3 separate regions of the Homo sapiens genome follow, and all the other regions are linked to region 3. The links are chromatin loops, found by intact Hi-C in ENCODE. Cell type or tissue: gastrocnemius medialis. All regions are shown on one strand. Region 1 has its middle 70 kb from the start of SOX3. Region 2 has its middle 34 kb from the start of HAPSTR2. Region 3 has its middle 2.4 kb from the start of SOX3.

The links. Peaks named below come from ENCODE experiments on the same cell type or tissue, not always from the same donor. Only the 100,000 strongest peaks of a DNase experiment are listed, where the experiment ranks them.
Region 1: a loop joins it to region 3, with 2.5 times the contacts of the local background. A loop is called at or near these places in 2 of 110 quality-filtered maps.
Region 2: it touches region 3 in a loop (10-fold over the local background); 16 of 110 quality-filtered maps call a loop at or near these places.

What each region holds. Positions count from the first base shown.
Region 1 is chrX:140,433,573-140,436,072 of GRCh38, forward strand. No RefSeq gene overlaps it. Among named protein-coding and RNA genes, the nearest start is that of SOX3, 70 kb to the right of the region's middle. In gastrocnemius medialis, no CTCF peak of the experiment used is centred here; no DNase peak of the experiment used is centred here; H3K27me3 peaks cover 308 bases.
Region 2 is chrX:140,056,011-140,058,510 of GRCh38, forward strand. No RefSeq gene overlaps it. Among named protein-coding and RNA genes, the nearest start is that of HAPSTR2, 34 kb to the right of the region's middle. In gastrocnemius medialis, a CTCF peak has its summit at 1,121 (motif pointing right); a DNase peak (open chromatin) is centred at 1,131.
Region 3 is chrX:140,506,269-140,508,768 of GRCh38, forward strand. No RefSeq gene overlaps it. Among named protein-coding and RNA genes, the nearest start is that of SOX3, 2.4 kb to the left of the region's middle. In gastrocnemius medialis, no CTCF peak of the experiment used is centred here; a DNase peak (open chromatin) is centred at 1,123; H3K27me3 peaks cover 1,726 bases.

The DNA of each region.
Region 1 (2,500 bases), 73 kb before region 3:
AATTAGTGAAAGAAGCAGAGATTGAGCCCTGATCTGATGCTTTTTTCCCCTCTACTTTTAAACCACATTATTTCTCCAGAGACAAAGCCAACAAAAGTGTGATCCAAACACCAGTGCCAGTCTGAGAACTGTTCGTTAGTGGTCCATGACGAAATAAGGAGCTTGCGCCAGAATGTAAATCAATTCACTACTTGCTTCATCAACAATCTTGCTGTGAAAATAAAATGTCAGCTGAACTAAACAGCATGCTTAGTGATTGCTGATTTACATTGGCACAAACTCTCTAGCTCAATGCCGTCCCTGTGTCCAGCAGCCCTGGTGCTGATGACTGTCCAACATGAGGTGGGATCTACTGCAGAACTGTGCCTCACCTTTTGTGTAAGAGGAATGGGTTGTGATAGAGGCTGGAGTCACGGGTCACATGGTTATGTTTAATCACAGCCCCTCAGGACTGAAAATAGCTCTGCACAGCCAAAACTAGTTCCTGGCTGCCCGAACCCAACCCTATAGATAGGGGCTACTCAAAGACCCAGACTGCAAGCGGTTTGTTGCCTTTGTGCATGAAAGTTTCGGTGCCTATCATGTGGCTGTTCCAGTCGTGGGTCTGTTGACCCTCAAGTCCGTTTCTAGCTTTTTGCCTGCTCTGCTTTGTATGGTAGGGGGTCTAACCCCTTCAGGCTCTTTCCCAGGCTGACTTCCCGCTGGGTCTAGCCAATAGGAGGCACTCACTGGAGGAAGAAGGGGGAAAAGAAAAAAGAAGCCAGATAATTTCTTTCCCCTGCTTCTCTGTGTCCCAGAGTGACCAACTTGTCCCAGTTTGTCCAGGACTCTTCTGGTTTCAGCACTGAGAGGCCAATGTCCCAGGAAGCCGTGAAAGTATCTCTGCTTCAAGCAGTTTCTCCTTCAAGGCTGAATCTCTTCTGTGGCTCCAGCCCCTGCTGGTGGCCCCTCCTTCTCTGTCCCAGAGATTGCCACTGTGATTCTAGCTTTCACTGGGTGATCCCAGCCCCTGGCTCTGTACCACTGTCCCCTCCCTTTGTCCCTCCAGCCTATGGGTGTTAGCAGCTTCCTGCTACTACTAATGTCCAGGTTGCCTCTTCAATCCGTTTTGGTTTCTTAGGTCTTCCCTGAACTGTGTCACCAATTTCAGGCATTAAATTCTCACTGTTGTTTACACTTGAAGTGGTTTCTGTTTTACTGCTTAGATTCTGACAATAATACTTACTTTATAGTGTTATCATGAGGATTAAATTAGTTAAATAAACCACTTACAGCATTGCTTGGAACATGGTAATTGCTTGTTAAATGTGAACTGCTGTTATTATTAGTGTAGTGCGAAATAACATTTATCACACGCTTGCCACGTGCCAGGCTAATCACTTTACACCCATGATCGTATTTAAGCCTTACAACCCTTCTACCTGGATGAACGTTGTTCTTGAGCTAATTGTTTAGGCAACCTGTTTGCATTTCACACCCAGAAATTCCCAGGCTCTTCTGAACCACTCCCCTTAGTGAATTCAACCATGTTTCTTATTTACTGAGCATTCTCTCAGGCTTTCAGGACACAAATAGGAATGAAATGGTAACAGGCGATACAGTCTAGTGGGAGAGACTGGTATGTCAGCCAGTTGATTCATCCAAGCAGAGGGCAGTGAAACCCAGAGATAGCAGCAGTGTGGCAAAGTAAGGAAGAGCCTGAGCTCTGGGGTTGGGCTGCCTGGGTTTTGACCTAGGCTCTGCATCTACAAATTAATACATCTACATCCACCTATCATAAGGTAGGGAAGTCATTTTTAAACTCTATGTGCCTCAGTCTCCTCACTTGGCAAAAGTACTCTTTTTATCATACCTGTCCCAAAGGGGTTATTTTAAGGATCAATGAGTTAATATTTGTCAAGTGTTTAGAATATGCACTAAATGCAATGTCTTTCTTAAGTGAAAATAAAATTAATAAGCTGAACCAATTTTAGGGGAACCCAGAGGATGGTGTCACTTGATTCTGCCTACAAGCATTCAGGAAGGCTTCACAAAGGAGGTGACATTGGAGTGGGATCTTAAAGAAGCAGTGGAAGTTTTCCAGATAAAGAAGAAAGCATCTCAAATCATCGGAAAGGCATGTGCAAAAAAGGCACAGAGTCATGAAAAAGGCTGGTATGACTGGGGAGTAATGAGAAATGAGTAGCTGGAATTTGGTGGCAGGATATGAGGCTCAACATTTAGTTTTGGATATGTTGGACAAGATCTTGAGTGTCATGCTAAGGAATTCAGATTTAATTCAGAGGAAAGGAAGGGAGAGCCAACAAAGGACTTTAAGTTTGAGAGAGTAAAATAATCAGCTTTGTTTTGTGGGCATTTCATTCTCATGACAGTGTAAATTTAAAGCTGAAAAACCTGCTCAGGTGTAATAAAAAATATAGTAAAATCAAGTAACCCCAATTGGAACAACCTAAATGTCTATCAACAATAGGATGGATACATTGTGTGTTATATTTGCACA
Region 2 (2,500 bases), 450 kb before region 3:
ACGGTTTCCATAGTTGGGTAAACCTCTATAATTTTCCTAACTCGTCTCTTACTTGCAATTCTTTACTTCTGTCACAGTGCTGGTATCAGAACCCAGATCCCCTGACTCCTTGTCCAGTACTGTTTAGAGATTATTTTATTTTATTTTTTATTGATTTTTGAGACAGAGTCTCACTCCATCACCCAGGCTGGAGTGCAGTGGCACGATCTCGGCTCACTGCAATCTCCGCCTCCTGGGTTCAAGCAATTCTTGTGCCTCAGGCTTCTGAGTAGCTGGGATTACAGGCATGCGCCACCACGCCTGGCTGATTTTTGTATTTTTAGTAGAGACGGGTTTCGTAATGTTGGCCAGGTTGGTCTCGAACTCCTGACCTCAAGTGATCCACCCGCCTCAGCCTCCCAAAGTGCTGGGATTACAGGCGTGAGCCACCGTACCCAGCCTAGAGGTTATTTTAAATAAAAATCTCTGCCAGCCCAGTTGGCTGCCTTCGATTCCATTGAACACCCTGACCTTGTCCAAAAGACTGACAGTGTTGAGGACTTCATTTTAAACACAAAGGAAAAAATTGCGAGAGTGCTTCCCAGGCAAGACCTAGTGCATCCTAGTCAAAGTTCCTCCAATCCAGTGGTTACCCTAGCATCAAGTATTGTACCAAGGACAAGAGTCTGGTGAGAGCAATTCTTCATGAGTTCTATAGCTGTGCTAGTCAAAAAGTGCTTTCCCTCGGCTGAGAATCACTAAACACAACACAAGCCTCCTTGATATTCTATTCAGTTTTTCAGAGCTTCAAAATTTACTACTAAGTAATTTGAATTGCTCAGTGTTTCCAGTGTTCATTGGGAGCAAAATACCCTAGTCGCTTTGTCAACTTGCCACTTAATCAATGCAGAGAACAGGTGATCTTACTATGGGTTGTTCAAATGTGCATCTTCTGAAATAGGTGCCGGTCTCAGAGTCTGGGAAACCTTTGTCAGGGTCAGATGTAAGACAGTCAGGTGAATCATTCTTATTCCTAGATCTGGTGAGTGCGCTAGCTGGGCAGGCTAGGACTGGGTTTGCAAATAGAAGGGAGGAGACATCTTTCAGTGCAAGTCCCACTGAGACAGGTCCTGAGTTATGCCAGGAGGGGGCAGCAGAGAGCTGGCCTACTTATGAGCCAGGCGAACCCAGCGGTGAGGGGAGTACAATGGAGAACTCGAAGCTGAAGAGTGTGGGATTGGCGCTGAAGAGTGTGGGATTGTCTCCCAAAGGCGTAGAAAAGACACTAATCGAGTAAGAGGCCTAGTGAGGGAGTTGCCAGGTGGAGGGAGATAATCACGGAGGAGGCACCTTCGTGAGGGCAAATTCACCAACTCAGGAGGCGGGGCCCACCCAATTTAAAGGCGAGCCTGGCTTTGGAATAAAACAAACCGTGGCATGAAACTAGGCCCTGACTTGGGAAGTCTAACATTCTTGAGCCTCAGTTTCCTCATGTATAAAAGGAGAATAATAGCAGTGCTTACCTCATATGGCTGTTATGAAATACATCTGGCATATACTGAACAATTAAAAACTACCTAATAATAACCACCTGCTGTTAAAAAGACACAAACTTGGCCGGGCACGGTGGCTCCTGCCTGTAATTCCAGCACTTTGGGAGGCCGAAGTGGGCGGACCACCTGAGATCAGGAGTTCGAGACCAGCCTGGCCAACATGGTGAAACCCTGTCTCTACTAAAAATACAAAAATTAGCCGGGCGTGGTGGCAGGAGCTGTAATCCCAGCTACTTGGGAGGCTGAGGCAGGAGAATTGCTTGAAACCAGGAGGCGAAGGTTGCAGTGAGCCGAGATCATGCCATTGCACTCCAGCCTGGGCAACAAGAGCAAAACTCCGTCTAAAACACACACACACACACACACACACACACACAAATTCAATGAAATAATGAGGTTTTGAGGGGCCACTAGAGAACGTCTGAACAGAAAAGTTAATGGTCTGCCCTGCCTCCCTTTGGAACCTCACATCAGGGCAATAGAATCATACTACTAACTTGCCCCTATTCCTGGTGTTTTTCAGATTAAAGTCAGCAGATATATCACCATAAAACAAGTCAATCTTCATAAATATCTGTGTCCAAATACTGTTTCTCAGACTGTCATTTGCAGCCAGAATTGGCACAAGAACTCCTCTGCTGAACCTTGGATCAGAACTCGTGGTTAGAAAAATATGCCCAGTCTTCAGAGGGGAGTGGTCAGCCAGTGATGGGCTTGTGGGGGAGCCTGGGTGGGAACTGCTTTAGAGCTGAGCCTCAGATCAGATCACAGCACTGGTGCCACTGAGTTTTCTTTGGGTGTTCCACACCCTGAGCTCCTTTCAGAGTGCAAACACTCTTGAATTGGATAATAAAATCAAAATAACACACACAGGACTGAAAGCTCTGGGCACAGTGGTGAGGAAGAGGGTTATAGAGAGTGGGAAAGAAAAGTGAAAGTGGGGGCTGGGCGCGGTGGCTCATGCCTGT
Region 3 (2,500 bases):
GACATTCACTTGCTTGTTGGGTTATCTGCCAAAGACTAGCGGCGCGGGAACTCTGGCTGCGGGGAGAGGAAACCCCGATAATCGCCACTGCCAGCTGAAGCGAGTGGCACAGCGTTTGAAACTCTCGGAGCAGCCCGAGGTAGCGAGTGGGAATGAGAAGCCATCCCGGCAGATTTGGCAGAAACTAAAATAAGGTGTCCATACGGTGTGGGGTCTCGCCCCCCCATCATCCCTAGCCCCGTGGAAAGGTGGGGAACTAAACGGAAAGCATAATCTTAAGTGGGTGGGGGGCGCATGGGGGAATCCCAGGTTTCTAGCGTCTTAGCGTTAATGCAAGACCAGGCGATCCCGGGACTTCTGCATGCTGGGCTCTTCCCCCTTTCTCTCCACGAATTAAAAAGTACGCCTCTTCGGCTTGTTAGTGGGGTCAGGGGGGGAGTGGAGGCTCAGGGCAGGCCAGCCCCCTCTCGGCCAGGCGGACCTCTGGCAAAAGAATCCCGGCTCCCAGTCGGCATCATCTCTCGGAAGTTTGGGGTCTGGAAACTTGCCCCTTAAGTTTGTGTTCCACTTGATCTGAGTATTCTGCAGCCAAGGGCTGCAGTCAACTGGATGGGTATACGGATTTAGGGTTTTAAATGTAAGTAAACTCTCTGGAAGGCTTCTGTGTGTAGATACAGTGTGTGTGTGTGTGTGTGTGTGTGTGTGTGTGTGCGCGCGCGCGCGCGCGCGCGTAGCGAACGTGAGCTGATAAGTACGTCTCAGAAAACATAATGATTAGGCAATCCCTACCTGCACCTGTTTTCTTGGCGAAGTGGCCGACAAGGTCAAACTTTCTTAGGCAAATCCATCCTCTCCTACAGAAGCCAATGTGCAATATCTCTGCCCTCCTGCCGTCTTTCCCGCATGCCCTCTCTGGGCTTTTCTGGGCCCTGGAGGCTGTTGCTAAGTGAAGCGCGTTTTAGGAAACTACCCAACCGACGCGCGGCCTGGCGTCCAGTAGCTTCACAGATGTCAGGTTTCTTTCCAAGTTTTAGGACCCAAGTAAACGTTGCAGTGACAGCGCCTGGGCTGCATATTTCCCAAGGCAGGGGATACGGTGCTGGGCCGACACCCTCCCCGCAGCAGATTACCAGGGGAAACTAGTCACTGCTCCCAGCTGTCTGACATTTGATCACACTTAGCCCGAGGCTTAGGTGAGCTCATTTTTGCCCTACATCCTCCTGCCAGATTTACAGCAGTCTTTTGCCAGGACCAGGCACACTCTCCCAATTCTCCCGGCTTCTCGCTGAGGCCAGCTCCCTCTCGGGGGGTAGATACATAAAATCTCCGTATCTGGTGGTTCTGGGGTGATCTGCACATTCTCAAGTAAGAGCCACGCCAGATTTCCTTGGAAACTCTTGCCAGGACACTTTCTAAATACAAGCTATCATTTCAATAGACAAGCAAGGTTACCATTGCGGGCGTGGGGAGATGGGGGAAGGCTGGAAATAAATCAGTTCTTAGCCCACCTGCAGCGCAGGCTTAGCCACCAGCCCAGCGGCGCAACCTTCGCTAAGGGTCGGGAGAGGTGTCGCGACAGGTACCACAGCGCAGGAGGCCTCGGTTCCGGCTGGGGCTGCGGGAAGGCAGGGCAGCTGGCGGAGCCCCAACTCCAGTGTCTCCGACGCGCACCCTGCACCCAGCGAGGAAAGCAGAGGAACGCAGTGGGAACCAGGACCGATCCTTCAACCTCTTCAGGAGAAGAGAGCGCGCTCAGCAGCTCTCTCGCCCTCTCCAGCCTCCAAGTGCCCTTGGGCGGTTCACAGAGCTCCGGATCTGGCGCTGGGAACCCGACCAAGGCCTCCTCCCCATTCCCCCGCCCTTCCTAGAGAGCTCCCGCTCCCTCCGACTGGAGCCAGCCCTGGGGCTCCCAGAACCCAGGGCGCGACAATAGCGCCGTTTGTTGGCTTCGGTTGGAAACTTCACCCAGCGTAGCCTCTTGCCGCTTCGCCCTGCGGGGCTTGGAGGTCGCCCCAACCTTCGAAAGAGACCAAGCGGATTTGCGGCGGAGCAGATGTGATGCCTATCCTTAGAGGGCGGGTTATAGCAAAACTCCGGGACCAAGACTCTAGCGTGACTGGCCCAATGGGCTTTGGGTACATAGGGCACCCCTGCTCTGCCTTCTTCCTATTTCTAGGCTTGGCCGACATCAGGTGTCCCAAGTGCCTTATATCTGCAAAGAACACTCAGCAATTGTGCCTTAGAGCTACTGGTGGAAAGAGCAGGAAAGGAGCTGTCCCACGACTCGCGCGGAGGTATCTGCATTGATTCCTCTTCAGTAACTGCTCATAGGGGACCTTTTTCAAGGTCCCTGGCATGATTAGGACCCAACTTATTAGAAGAGGTGCCCTCAGCCGGGCGCGGTGGCTCAAGCCTGTAATACCAGCACTTTGGGAGGCCGAGGCGGGTGGATTACCTAAGGTCAGGAGCTCGAGACCAGACTGGCCTACATGGCGAAACC